2 separate regions of the Mus musculus genome follow, and region 1 is linked to region 2. Evidence: chromatin loops called from intact Hi-C (ENCODE). Cell type or tissue: heart. All regions are shown on one strand.

Region 1 (4,000 bases), 140 kb before region 2:
GCCACCTTAGATCTCTGACTTTTCCCCTCCTGGGTTGTGAAGTAATAGAGTTGTAGTGCAGCAAGGAGAAATTTATATTTTATATAATTTTTCCACCTAAGCATAAAAGACACATGCCCATCATTTCTTCACAGCAACTGAAATAAGTACCTTCAAAGCACATGAAAATGCCTTTTCTCCAACATTAACGGACTTAGGGTCATCGTCGTCCAAGTCTTCCCACATCCTCACATCACCATCACTGCCACAAGTCACAATATAGCTGTGAAGGACATACACATTTTAAATGTCACCCAGTTCCAGGAACTCTTCAGGAAATGCTACTTTTCTATATTTTCAAACAAAAATCAAGACATTAGTGAATTCTTTTCCATATAAACATCAATAGCAGACTCTTAGCTTCCATTCTATAAAACGGAGATGAGTTTAATGTTCTCTGCGGCTCTTCCTTGGCATAAAATTATTTCTTGGTAATAACGTGAGAGAAAGACGAGCACATGATTTCTGCAACAGCAAGGACTGTGTCTGCTCAGCCACCATCACATCCCCAGTACCAGCTCGGGACACACAGAGACTATAACCAATGTCTGAATATATGAGCTCAACGAGTACCCCAAAAATTATTAAAATAGCCATGTGAATAGGTTATTGCTTGTTTTTCAAACTTCTCATCGCCTAAGTGCTTTTGTTCATTCTGTTTATGTCCTATCTGGACACATAAAAGTGCAAATTAAATAAAAACAGTAGAGGGCTAATGGCAAAAAAAAAAAAAAGATAAAAAAAGGAAGGAAAGAAAAGGAAGGGAAGGAGAGAGGGAAGGAAGGAATATGAATAAAATAAATGTTTAGAAGAAAAAAAAGATTAACTCCCAAATTGGAAAACCCAAAGGGGGTCATAGGAAAGTGTTCATCAGTGTAGTAGCCCTGCCTGTAATCTCCGTGCTTGCCAGGCAGAGGCAGCCTCAGCTACACGTTAAGTTGGAGACCAGCCTGTGCTTTAGGAGGCCCTCACTAGGACACCAGCTTCTAGGCAAGAATGGTCCACTTGAGTGGGCATGCGTGACATGGCTGCTATAGGGGTAACCAAGTGCTTTTTGGATTTAAGGTCTATTCCACAAAGGGGAACCCATTCTTGGTAGGTAAACCCTTTCAAAAGCCCATAGCAAGGGGAGGTCTCAGGCCCTAGGGGGTACACTACTGCATAGCTAAATTGCATAACCTCAAACTGCTGTCTAAATATTTATGTACATTTCAAATGCTACCCTCAGCCTTTATTAGGGAAGCCTCAGCCGGCCTGGAGCACGCCTTTAATCCCAGCACTTGGGAGGCAGAGGCAGGCGAATTTCTGAGTTCGAGGCCAGCCTGGTCTACAGAGTGAGTTCCAGGACAGCCAGAGCTATACAGAGAAACTCTGTCTCGAAAAACCAAAAAAAAAAAAAAGAAAGAAAGAAAGAATTAGAGAAGCCTCTATTTCCAGTAAATGGTGGTGATTGTAGAGCCTCATGACCGCACAAGGTGCTGACAAGAAGCGACTTCTCAGTATTGAGCCCTAAACTAGACATTTACATTATGTCCTCTAGTACACAGGGGACACTGTGAAAGAGGAAGCTGCAAAATTCCATCTCCTGGGCACGACAGTCATTGCAATTTACAGCAACTGCTGATGCTTAACTGTCTCATAAAATAAACATGACACCGAATGAGGACGTGAGTGGCGGGAAGGCACTCCTCTGGGTAAAGGATTTTAATTTTCGTGAGGTCCTAGAAGTGCCACGACAGTTCAAAGCAAACAAGCCTCAGGGCAGAGGCGCTCCTTGTTTATTCCTTCCTCTGTCCCTCCGCATCGGTCATCTTCGACCGGCTGTCCATACCGAGAATGACGGCTAACATTCACGCTGGACCCGTCCTTTGTTTCCAAAGACGCTTACCTTCCAGAATCATCAAAGCAGACTTCGGTGTGCCCTTCCGTATGTCCGTACCTCATGGGCTTCTGTGTGGCCGGCATCTTTCCCTACCTGAGCCGTTTTGTAAGAACTGGTATTTTTTTCAGTAGGGCGATCGTCCTCTCCGCGCCGTGCAGTCCTGTTTCCCTCACCCGAGGAGCCACAGCACGATGCAGCGGAAGGTATGTCACACACGCCCGGGAGATGACAAGCTTTCCCCTCTGCAAGCACGGGCAGCGGGGGCGAGGAGCAAGCGGTGTGCACCAGCGTCTGCTCTGATGGAAGCACGGAGCCGCTTCCCGCGCTCTGGCGCGCTCGCCCTGTGCGCATGCGCGGCCCGCCGCCGCCCAGCCCAGGTCCGGCCCGAGGTCGCCGGGTGGTGGCGTCAGAAGCGCGCCGCCTCGAAGCCGAGAGCTGGTGGCTGGGGCCGCTCTGAAAGAAAAGGTGGGAGCCGAACCCGGAAGTGGCGGCGGTCCCTGGAGAGCAGGCGGAGGCAGCGGCAAGTCTGACTCTGGGCTGACCGTGGAGCCGGGGCGGGGGCTGACAGCCAGGCCTCCGCCTGGCGGGAGCCGCACGAGGAGCGGGAGTGGCCGGGCCTCTCTTCCGCGCTTGAGCGAGCGCCGGGTGATGGCGGTGGTGATGGCGGCAGGCGCTCGGACAGCTCCGCTTGAGCTGAGCTCGGAGAGGTGAGAGGGGGAAGGGTGGCGGCGAGGGCTGGGGTTTGACGCCTGCCCTTTCAGGATCTCCTCCCGAGCCACCGTAGTCGCCTCCTTGAACCGATCGAGCTCCTCGGGACCGGGTTAGGGACAGACCTTGGCAAGCCTTTATTCTTCACGCCCTTCGTGCCCTCAACTTTGTCATTTCTGTGGTAATAAAGGATGGACTGATTCTTGTTTCTTGCGACTCTAGCTAAATAATGCTAAAGAGAGTTAACTTGGGTTTTCTATTTAGTTCCGACCAAAGTTTACCAAACTGCTTTTAGATCTAAAAGGAGAGGTCTAATTTGTATTGTTACAGGTTTCTGTTCATCGTGGCAGTCGATAACACATCCTCTACTAAGTCAGGTCTTGGCCCGTTAAGTTTATGCTTTTCTTGTTTCTTCACGTTCTCCATATTAATAAATTGGTCTGTTGAAAATTATGATTTTCGGTGATAATTGGGGCTTTGACGGCGTTTTTGTGGTACCCACTGTACAGTTTCAGTCAGACTTATTTTTATTACCGGAAAACTCTACAGAGGTAGATCTAGATAACTTATTAAAAAAATTGCAAGCTTAGTTATTACTCAAACCGTGGTATTCTTGCTATGGTGGCATTTTGTAAGGCATTTCTAAGAACCTGGGTTCCAAAAAGACACTCAGATTTGTATATGAATAAAAAGGAAGAGTAGTTGGCTCAAGTAGAATCTGAGATTCTTTTTTAAAAAACAAAACAAAACCCTATTGTTAATTTCCCACAAGAATAAAGGCACCTGAGACAATGACTTTTGAGTAACTTACTTTTATTTTGAAATTATTGTTTTTAGACAGGCCAATTTATAATTCTTTTGCCCAGTACCTGGACAATAAAAATGAGTAGGTACAGTGTGAGGTTCAAGTTGAGCTGATGATACTCATCTATATATTGAATATATTGTAATGGGATTTCAGAGTAATGCTTTTCAGAGCTCACCATTCAGAAACTTGCAAGTGGGAACAAGAGTTATTGATGTAAATACTTTAGACAGTGCCTGTGATACCATTTGATTTTAGAACTATGAATGATGTCAGCACACCTGCCCGCTCTCTCTGCCCTAACAACCAAGTCAGTATTGACAGGTTAAGATAATATTTCCTTTGCTGATTTCCCAGGTATGAATAAGCTTAAGCCTGATGATTAAACAGTTTCGTTTTTAATTTTAACTCTAACCTGTTGTATGACCTTGAGTGTGAGTGTGTGTCTTTATTTTCCTGATTGTCAGATTTCTCACCTCTAAAGTAGAGGTGATACTTAGTTCCACCAAATTATTGAAGTACATAGAAGATACTCGTGGAAGTCTAAAACTATTAAGGCCTCATGT
Region 2 (4,000 bases):
GAGTTATTTAGAACAATTTCCTTTAATCAGTTCAGCCCTTTAAATTCCCTCCCAGGTTTCTCTTTTCCTATTTATCTGCATGTGGTGTGCCAAGGGGATGTATGCACACCTTACCCATGCAGGAGCCGGCAAAGTCGGATCCTCAGAAACCTGAGTTACAGACGAACCACCATGCTAGGAACTGACCCCAGGTCCTCTGCAAGAACAGTGAACACTCTCAACTGCTGAGCCATCTCTCCAGACCCCTTGCGTCTCAAAAGTACTTACAGTTACAAAAGACCCTTCCTTACTTGTTTTGGAGCTGGCCTTCTCTGGAGAGAGGTCTTGCGATGTCTCGTGTATATTACCAAGCTCTCGCCCTTCCAGTGGAATGTTGACGTCCTTCAAACCGAAGTGTCTGTTTCGCTCATACACCCTGTGTCTGTTCTCCTTCTGAGACAGAGACTTTCTATGAGCCAAGTTGGTTCTAACCATCTCAGTGCTCGAGTCTTTCCGAAACCGACTGGCAAAACGTGACACCAGCATCCTGCCAAAGAGGAGAAACAGACACCAACATAAATGGATTTTCATTTTATTATTTAAAAAAAGTAAAATAAAATCTCAGGTCAGGCTGTGGCAGGCAGAAGGCTCAAGCGAGCAAATCATGTGAGCTTTGCATAGCCTGGGCTAAAGAGTAAAACATTCTCTCAAAGAGATAAATTAGTAAACTAATAAAAATGATCAAGACTTCAATCTATCTCCTACACCACTCTGCACTTCCTTGAAATGAAAATATTAAAACTCACAATGGAAAAAATATGAGTAGATATGAAAGTAGAAAAGTCATCACAGATGAGATACCACGGCCTATTTGGGGGTTATGAGTAGGAAGTAAGTAAGGTCTGAAACCCACCTAGACCCTTCATCGCAGCATCACCCTACTGTGATGAACACACTCCTGTGACTTTAACACCTGGCTAAAGCTGGCCTGATAAATACTGTGCAACCACAGTCGGAAAACCAAAACAAGAGGGCCTGCTCATGGTCAGTCGGTCTCAGCTCCAAAGGAGGCTGGTGGGAGCTATGTGAAACCTTGTTTTAATCCTCTCCCCACCAAAAGAAAAAAAGGAAAAGAGAGAAAGTGTCAAACACAACTACTAGAGAAAGAGTTTAAGCAAAACTTGTTAACACGGTTGTCTTAGACAGGGTGTCAATTGCTGCAACAAAACACCATGACCTAAAAGCAAGTTGGGGAGGAAAGGGCTTATTCAGCTCACACTTCCACTTTGCTATTCATCATCAAAGGAAGTCAGGACTGGAACTCAAGCAAGGCTGGAACCTGGAGGCAGGAGCTGGTGCTGAGGCCACAGAGTGACCCTTCTTACTGGCTTGCTTCACTTTCTTACAGAACCAAGGATTGCAGCCCAGGGATGGCTGCCACCCACAAGATGCTGGGCCCTTCCCCATTAATCATTAACTGAGAAAATGCCTTACAGCTGGACCTCATGTCGTCATTTCCTCAACTGAGGTCCTTCTTCTCTAATGGCTTGTGTCATGGTGATGGTCAAGTGGACCTCTCAGGTCAGCTCCCCTGCCTGTGCACTCATCTTAAGATTCTCCGTCTAATACTTACAGCAGGTTAGAGAGAAATGACAGCGTCTTCAGGAAAAGCAGAATCCACTGACACTTGTGGGCTATTTTGGGAGGTTACTAGCATACAGGTCGGGTAGAGTCTCATCTCTAATACGCTGTCAATGCTTTAGGATAATCTACATTTTTCATGCCAATTTTTTCCAAAGGTTTTTTTTCTTGTTGTTTATGTGTATGTCTATTTCTGTGTTGGGGTGGATGCATACTGGTGTCCAGTAGAGGGTGTCGGACCTCTTGACGCTGGAGCTACAAGGAGTTTGTGACCTGCCCTACGTGGGATGCTGGGAAGCTAACTCTGCAAACAAGTGCTCCTTCCTAACTGTTGAGCCATCTCACCTAGGCCATTTTTAAATTTTTTCGGGACAGTCTCGTCCCAGGCCATTCTCGAGCTGGTATGCAGCCACGGAGGACCTTGAACTCTTGATCCCACTTACCTGAAGCAGTTTCTGGATCCACAACAATGTCGCAACACAGAAAACTCCACCGATCCGCAGAAGGAACTCCCGGACCGACCCTTCACGGAACTGAAATTTCCCGCTGCCAGCCGCTGATTGGAGGGACTTTTGCCAACACTTCCGGAAGCTCCCGCCCCTTCCCCTCGAACGAGGCTTGCGATAGGTTGGTTCTGTGCGACATTTAAATTGTTTGGAAGGCAAAGGGTTGGGAGCGGGAGGGCGAGGGGGAGGAGGGAGGCGGTAAACCCGCTAGGCGTGGCAGCGACACACTATAAACTCAGTGGGGCGGGCCGCACTTGTTGGCTCTTCAGGCCGGTTTTCTTCTTTCCTTTTAAACGTGTTTGTTTGTTTGTTTGTTTGTTTTGGTTTTTAAGACAAGGTCTCACTATGTCTGGGAACTCACTATGTAGACAAGGCTGGCCTCGAACTCACCGAGATGCTCCTGCCTGTCACTGAGTGCTGCTGGGATTACGGGCTGAGCATCCACGCTAAAAAAAGGCAAAGGTTTTAAGTTAAACGAGATCATTTATTCCATTTCTCCTTCTTTTCTAAGGCAAAATTAACGTCTGCCTTAGAAATCAACTGAGATTTCTAACAGACACATAAACGAAGGCACACATCCCATGAGATATCAAGAAAACAAAAACGCCTGGGCCAGGACAGCTGTGCTGACCATGTGTTTGTAGACTGATCGGTATCCAGTAGACACCGGGAAGATAAATTAGGAAAGAGTTTGTAAGTTTGGCTTTTGCTTTTTCCCTGCCAACATCTTGGGAAAGAGGACCAGCTGCCTGCAGCTCTATAGCAGCACTGAGACCTCTGGGACATACAAAGAGAAAGATGAAGATAGGTAACTGACATAATATTCATGGTTATGTTAGATCTGATGGGGGAAAGAAACACCAATTTCGCGAGTGGCTGATTAAAGCAAGCTATATCTGATTAAAGCAAACTGGCCAGCCAGCTGCGGTCTCCCAAAGTGGAGATTTCAGAGAGCAGCCCCTCACTGGCTTTTGAGGTTCTTTTTATGGGAATGGGTCAGGGTTGCTAAAAAAAAAAAAAAAAAAAAAAAAAAAAGAGCCGTTGGAGATAACTGACTCTTAGTGCCTTTAGCATCTGGGCCAGCGGGAGAGTGAGCCACTCGGGGTTCAAGGCTACCTATGGGGTAGATAAATGCAAGAACACAGCATGTGGAAGGGGAGTCATCACAGGTGTTCAGGAACTTAACAAGGCAAAGGGGTGGGCGTACATCATGGGGTCACAAGTTCAGCATAGGTTGAAAAACATGGTTTGCAGGAAACAAACCTGTTCTTGTAAGGTGTTAAAAGACACCTTAAGACGTAGTAACAGTGTGTGACAATGTGGTTCCTGTTTGGGTTTCACTGTTGTTTTAAAATAGCTGAGACTGGGGGCTGGAGAGTTGCTTGGCAGTTGAGAGCACTTTCTTGCCCTGGCAGAAAACCCAGGCACCCACGTGGTGGCTCACAACTCTCTGTAACTCCAGTTCTAAAAGATCCATCACATTCTGACCTCTGTGGGCAAAACACTCATAGGCAGAAAACAAAATAAATCTTAACCCACCACCACCACCCAGGGACCCAAAACTGAGTCTCTATTGGCCTCGGCTACTTGAGGGGAGTGAATCGGGAGGAGTGGGTGGCACCGATCCCGGGCGGCGGCCGTGCTTCACAGGTTTGTAGGTGATGGAGAACTCGCCCAGGTAGTGGCCTATCATCTCTGGTTTGAGCTCCACCTAGTTGAAGGTCTTGCCATTGTACACGCCCACCATGCTGCCCACCATTTTGGGCAGGATGATCATGTCCCCTCAGGTTTGTCTTCACCACCTCGGGCTTCTCCATAGGTGGCGCCTCCTTCTTGGCCTTTCTCAAGGGCTTGAGCAGTTAGTTCTGCTTCCG

The links. A loop is a pair of places that touch in the nucleus more often than their neighbours do. Peaks named below come from ENCODE experiments on the same cell type or tissue, not always from the same donor. Only the 100,000 strongest peaks of a DNase experiment are listed, where the experiment ranks them.
Region 1: a loop joins it to region 2, with 2.9 times the contacts of the local background. A loop is called at or near these places in 1 of 42 quality-filtered maps.

What each region holds. Positions count from the first base shown.
Region 1 is chr14:47,274,594-47,278,593 of GRCm38, forward strand. Wdhd1 (WD repeat and HMG-box DNA binding protein 1) reads right to left here and starts at 2,264. Exons shown (of 25, transcript NM_001360532.1): 1 at 1,928-2,264; 2 at 151-262. The coding sequence starts at 2,004. It overlaps Socs4 (suppressor of cytokine signaling 4), which reads left to right and starts at 2,327. Exons shown (of 2, transcript NM_080843.3): 1 at 2,327-2,628. In heart, CTCF peaks have their summits at 2,343 and 2,543; a DNase peak (open chromatin) is centred at 2,348; H3K4me3 peaks cover 3,443 bases; H3K27ac peaks cover 2,401 bases.
Region 2 is chr14:47,416,046-47,420,045 of GRCm38, forward strand. Dlgap5 (DLG associated protein 5) reads right to left here and starts at 2,362. Exons shown (of 19, transcript NM_144553.2): 1 at 2,064-2,362; 2 at 291-526. The coding sequence starts at 525. It also overlaps the pseudogene Gm8353. In heart, a CTCF peak has its summit at 1,854 (motif pointing right); a DNase peak (open chromatin) is centred at 2,246; H3K4me3 peaks cover 1,874 bases; H3K27ac peaks cover 1,856 bases.